2 separate regions of the Homo sapiens genome follow, and region 2 is linked to region 1. Evidence: chromatin contacts called from ENCODE Hi-C or POLR2A ChIA-PET data. All regions are on one chromosome and are shown on one strand. The core of a region is the stretch at or near the end of the contact, and the rest is flanking DNA. Distances in the headings are between cores, read along the strand shown. Region 1 has its middle 88 kb from the start of WSPAR. Region 2 holds the start of TCF7 (transcription factor 7).

Region 1 (2,769 bases), core at 225-2,724:
GGGTTCCCACAGCCCCCTCCTTGGGTTCGATTAATCTGCTATAGCAGCTCACAGAACTCAGGGAAACGCTTTACTTACATTTACCAGTTTAATCCAGGTGAAAGAGATCCACAGAACAAGGCATGTGCCCCCATCCTGAGGCTATTTAGGGGCCACCAGCCATCTCAGAAGCAGACAAAAGACACTCATATCCCTCTAGAGATTCCAGGGCTTCAGGATCTCTTGCCAGGAAAGGGAGATGAAGACCAAATGTATATTTCACAGTATCAGAGTACCTGAGTATATTTCACCACCATTAAACAAGAGGTGATGCATGACTCAGCTCCATCAGAGAAGTAAGAAGACTCGGGGCGAAGAAGGCCCTGTGCCTTTCTCTGGCACACTGGAAGCACCTGCTTGTGTACCAGCTTCTCACCAAGACCCCTGTTGCCAAAGCAACCAAGTTTGGCTTTTCCTGCCCAAAGCACGCAGGCATCCTTGAGCAGGGGAGAGGTGGAGCCAGGCATGCACCGGGAAACCACCACATACCATGTCCAATGGCTGAGCCCTTTGAACTCTCAAGGTTGCTAAATGGTACCTGAGTCCAGGACTCCCACCAAGACACCCAACTCCACAGACAGACAAGTTAATAAATCACAGCGTGAATCCCCTTCAGAGGGTGGCTGTGTGTAAAAATAGAGAGGGCACCACAGCTTCCTGCCCACCTTTTCCTGGTGTCCCTGGAATCATTCATTACAACCACAGGGCAAGAGTCCGTGGTGGCAGAGATGAAGAGGCTCAGTGGCCTGGCTCCACCTCCTCACTTCACAGAGACACTGAGGTCACTCAGGGACTCAGTGCCTCGCTGCACTCACACAGAGACTCAGGAGTCAAAACCAGTTAAAACCAGGCCTCAGGTCTCCCTACTCCCACGCCACCTTGAAGGACACACCCCCCAGAAACCACAGCTCACTCCTTTTTCAGGACTTCATAGTCAAGAAACAAGCCCTGCCAATCCTATGCTCAAAAGTCCCCAGGCTGAGATGCAGGTCTTTCAGGTGGGCACCAAACTTTGGTCTGGAATCTTGAACTCATTTCAAAGTGTTTCTCAAGATGGTTCTTGTATAATTTCCACCTTAGCACAAACTAATAGCTCCTCATTGCAATTCCTCTGCCTCTGCAGCCATTTACCACTGCATTGACCTTTGCTTCTAGGTTAATTATCAATAGTTTTGTCTATTGAAGAAATTGAACTGAATTAGCTTAGTTTTAATCTCTCATCAGTAATTCAAATGACCATTTCCCACTGATGAAAAATAAAACTATCCGCGGGGGTGGGTGCAGGAGAGCCACCAACTCCTAACAAGGCTTCACCAGGCAGGGAGGGGCATGGCCCTCACCAGTAGGCATCAAAGCCGTTCCCCTGGCGTCCCATGCTTGAGTGCCCTCGGTCTGGACTGGACTTGTGCCAGGGAGCACGGAGGATGTCCCAGGTTGGTCCGGCCCTGTCTGACAGCCCATTAGCTCCAGCTGTCGGTGACATCTGCCTGCTCTGATTACCGTCAGAGCTGCGGAGAAGCAATGGCCCCCAGCATCGAGCTGTCTCCCCCTGTGCTCAGCTGTCATCAAGTATTGTGTTTCCACCTCAAGGCACTCAGAACCCATCCCCGGCTGCTATTTATAACCTTCCTTGAGGTCGCCTGCCGGTGAGGCTGCAGAAGGGGTGTGCCACTTCAGGGCAAAAGGCCCCAAACACCACCAACTTCCTGCCACTGCCTCCAGGTGAGAAGCAGGCAACTTCTGAGCTGAGCAAAATCAATTCACAAAAGTACATGCAGCATCAGGTCAGCTTCCACTGCGCTCCATGGCTGGGGACTCCAGGCTACATGAGAGGGACACTGAGACTAGGGCAGCTTGCGATGTCACCAGAGGCCTGGAGAGATGGATTCAGATGGCGCCACATGGCTCCATGCTCAGCCTGACAGGACTGCCTCTGATATCTAAAAAGATGCCACAGTGATTGCAAAGGGACTGAAAATCCCAGCCTTTGACTTGTGCTGAGCCACCCATGTTAGTTTCCTGTGGCTGCCATAACAAAGGACCACAAACTGGGTGGCTTATAACGACAGAAATGATTCTCCCACAGTTCTGAAGCCCAGAAGCCCAGAATCCTGCCACACCAGACTCCCTCCAGGGACCCTAAGGGAGAAGCTGCCTTTGCCTCTTTCAGCTTCTGGTGGCCATCAGCATTCCTTGACTTGTGGCCGCATCACTCCAACCTCTGCCTCTGTGGCCACACTGCCTCCTCTTCGTGTGTCTTCTCTGTGTCTCAAATCCCCCGTTGGCCTTTCTCCTACAAGGACACTTGGATGCAGGGCCCACCTAGGTAATCCAGGAGTATCACCCCATCTCAAGATCCTTAATTTAATTTCACCTGCAAAACTGTTTTTCCAAATAAAGTCACACACACTGGGCTCAGGGACGTAGATACATCTTTTGGGGGACCACCTATTCAACCTAGTCTATACCCCAACCTAAGGGAATAAAACAAGAGTCTGGCTTTTAGAGTCAGGAAGCACTGGGTTTGAATCCCACCACTGCCACTGACTTAATAACTAAAATTCTGTCTTTTCTTAGGATGTCACCAGCACCCAGTGTGATTCCAATAACAGGGCCCAGCAGGGCAGGGATCTGAGAACAGGCCTTGCCCTCCTCCCCTCTCACCACAGAAGGCCCAATGGCACGCCCAGTGACAGTCCCGCCCCAGGCCCAGATGGGAGCAGGAACTTT
Region 2 (2,721 bases), core at 208-2,707, 290 kb after region 1:
TCACCAAGCTGAGCACTCGTGCCCATGCCACCCCCCAGCCCCAGCCTGGGGAAAGGAGGAAAAGTGGGCACCCTAGCCCGGAGGTGGCGGGGGAGGGGGGTGTGGGGGCTGGTGTCCGAGACACCCGGCTGGGCGGGCACAGATAGGATCTGAACACAGGGAAGCATGGCCTAGCTCTTTGATCCACAGCCAGCCACGCTGGGCCTGGACCCGGAGGGAGGCACGGCTGTCTTCCGGCCCGGCTTTGCACCGCTGCCAGGGGTCCTGTGGGGCCCTCAGAGGGAGAGGCGTCCAATACCCGGCCCTCCCCCAAATACCCTCTATCCCAACTGCTCTCAGAAGAGGCGTGAGCGTCTACAGTGAACCCAGCACAGAAACCTGCTAGGGGAGCTGCTGTTGACTGCATCGCGATCCAAAGGACCGGCGTCTTTTGTAGATGCAGGGGCTGAGCCAGGCCAAGCGCGCCGTGGAGGCCCGCGTGGACGCAGACCCGGGTGCCATACAGATGCGCTGGAATCCAGGCACTTTCCCGCGCTCCGCAAATCTAGATGTTTCAGCCTGGATCGAGCGAGGGTTAGAGGGTTAGTCAGGCCAGGGTCAACTTCAGAGTCATGGGCTCCCTAAATGCGACTTCTAGGGTTGAGTTGCTGTGGACGAGCGACCCATGTCGGAATCCCGCGCCCACGTGGCTGCCCAAAGTTCCGAGTCTCCGGGCTGCAGGTTCTAGTCACGGAACCGAGTTGGGAGAGTCATAGGGGCTGGGACTTGGAGGATCGGCTGAGGTCCGGTGCTCTTGGCTGTGTTCGCGGCTCGGAGCCGTCGCCTGACTGAGGGGCCCGTCACAGATGTGTGATGTATAAGCTCTGCACGCAACAGGAGCTCAATAAATGTGCGAAGGGGGGTATACTTATGTTCGCACTGTATGCAGGCGGCCTAGAAGGAAGTCCCTGATTGGCACAGGGATGGAGGATGGGGCAAGAGCCGCAACAGCGCCGCGGAGTTCCAACGCTGCCGGTTCCCTGGGGTACGAGCACAGCCTCAAGCAGCCTCAAGCCCTAGGAAGCCCCCAGTTCAAAGCACAGGGCGCATTGGAGCCTGGGCACGATACAGTTCACACCACGGCTGCGATGGTAAGCCACGCCCAAGTCCCAAGGGCCTAGGGGACCCCCGCCCTCCACAGCCGGAGGAGAAACCTGGGCGCAGAAAGCAGGGGGAATATCTGGTTGTAGGTGAGTAAGCGGGGTCAGGAGTTCCCGTTAGAGTCTCTGCGTTTCGGGAGAAGGGTGATCATTCCCAGGCTTGTCCGACGTCTCTCTCAGGGTGCGCTCCGGAAGAGCGAGCCCTTTAAGGCTATGCCGAGTGGGCGCGTCCCGGCCTCTCCCGGGAGAGGAGAGGCGGGGCGGACCTGTGTCCCGCCCCCGGCCCGGCCCGCCCCCAGTGCCCGCCCCGCCCCCGGCACTCGGCCGGCGGCGCCTTTGATGTTCCGACCCGCCAGCTCGCGGAGCCGCTCTGCCCCGCGCCCTAGCCCGCGCCTGCAGCCCGCCCAGGCGGAGTCAGCCCGCGCTCCGCCCGCCGCGATCCGAGCTCGGAGGTTCGGACTCCGGGCTCGCCGCCCCCCGGGCCGGCTCCGCGCCCCGCACTCCCGGCGCCCAGCGCCCCGCGCCCCGGCGGGCGGAGCGCACCATGCCGCAGCTGGACTCCGGCGGGGGCGGCGCGGGCGGCGGCGACGACCTCGGCGCGCCGGACGAGCTGCTGGCCTTCCAGGATGAAGGCGAGGAGCAGGACGACAAGAGCCGCGACAGCGCCGCCGGTCCCGAGCGCGACCTGGCCGAGCTCAAGTCGTCGCTCGTGAACGAGTCCGAGGGCGCGGCCGGCGGCGCAGGGATCCCGGGGGTCCCGGGGGCCGGCGCCGGGGCCCGCGGCGAGGCCGAGGTGAGCCCCCGCCGGCGCCGGCTCCTCCCCCGCGGTCGCCGCGCCGCGCCGCCCCAGTTGCGCGCGGCCCTCGGGGTCTCCAGCGCGCAGAGCGTCCCTGCCCCGGCGTCGGCCCCGACCCCCGCGGTCCCACCGCCCCTCACTCCCCTCCGGTTCTCCCTCCAGGCTCTCGGGCGGGAACACGCTGCGCAGAGACTCTTCCCGGACAAACTTCCAGAGCCCCTGGAGGACGGTGAGTTTCTGCCCGGCCCGGCTTCCCTTCGTCGCGCTCAGGCCCTGGCCTCGGTGGGACGGGGACGCCAAGGACCGCGGGGAGCCGGGTGCCTCCCCCACCGCAGCTCAGGAGGCGGCAGAACCCAGGGGTGGAGAGTGGGGGGCGGGCTTCCCGGGCGCCGCCGGGTCGAGTCACTTCCGGTGCCCTGACCTTTATAGGAGTAAACAGACCCCCGCCATCCCCGCCTCCCCTCCTGCCCAGGTGACTGACTAATCCGCCGCCTTCAGGAGACAGAATTGGCCAAGGTTTCTTGGTTGGAGGGCGGGGGGTGGGAGGTCAAGTAGGGGCCACCTCGGGGAGGCCTGCCCTCCAGGTCCTTCCCCTAAAACTTGGCACTGCCGATACTCCCAGCCCGTTCCTTCCCAAGTCAGGAACTTGCAGGGGACCCCTTGGCAATTCTTTTTCTCTCAAGAGCAGACAGCCTTCAGTCCCAGCCGCTGCCAGGGCTGGTGTGTCTGACCCAGCTGTGGTTTTTCCAGGCCTGAAGGCCCCGGAGTGCACCAGCGGCATGTACA

Evidence for each region. A loop is a pair of places that touch in the nucleus more often than their neighbours do. ChIA-PET counts read pairs that join two places held with the same protein, here RNA polymerase II (POLR2A). Pooled maps may share reads with other maps.
Region 2: a loop to region 1 is called in a pooled map, with 9 times the contacts of the local background. The contact joins the promoter of TCF7 here to the enhancer-like site in region 1. A Hi-C loop is called at or near these places in 5 of 37 single-sample maps with no recorded cell type and 5 of 50 pooled maps. POLR2A ChIA-PET finds 5 or more read pairs at or near these places in 1 of 52 experiments (H1).

The regions. Positions count from the first base shown.
Region 1 is chr5:133,824,282-133,827,050 of GRCh38, forward strand. It overlaps a transcript of FSTL4 not described here. Among named protein-coding and RNA genes, the nearest start is that of WSPAR, 88 kb to the right of the region's middle. RefSeq lists an enhancer at 539-588. Within about 2 kb of position 1,475, at least 6 of the 41 ENCODE cell types and tissues checked have a DNase peak (open chromatin) inside an H3K27ac peak, as active enhancers do.
Region 2 is chr5:134,113,224-134,115,944 of GRCh38, forward strand. TCF7 (transcription factor 7) reads left to right here and starts at 1,458. Exons shown (of 10, transcript NM_003202.5): 1 at 1,458-1,932; 2 at 2,098-2,164; 3 at 2,686-2,721. The coding sequence starts at 1,684. It also overlaps a transcript of VDAC1 not described here. RefSeq lists an enhancer at 1,095-1,324 and a silencer at 1,415-1,534.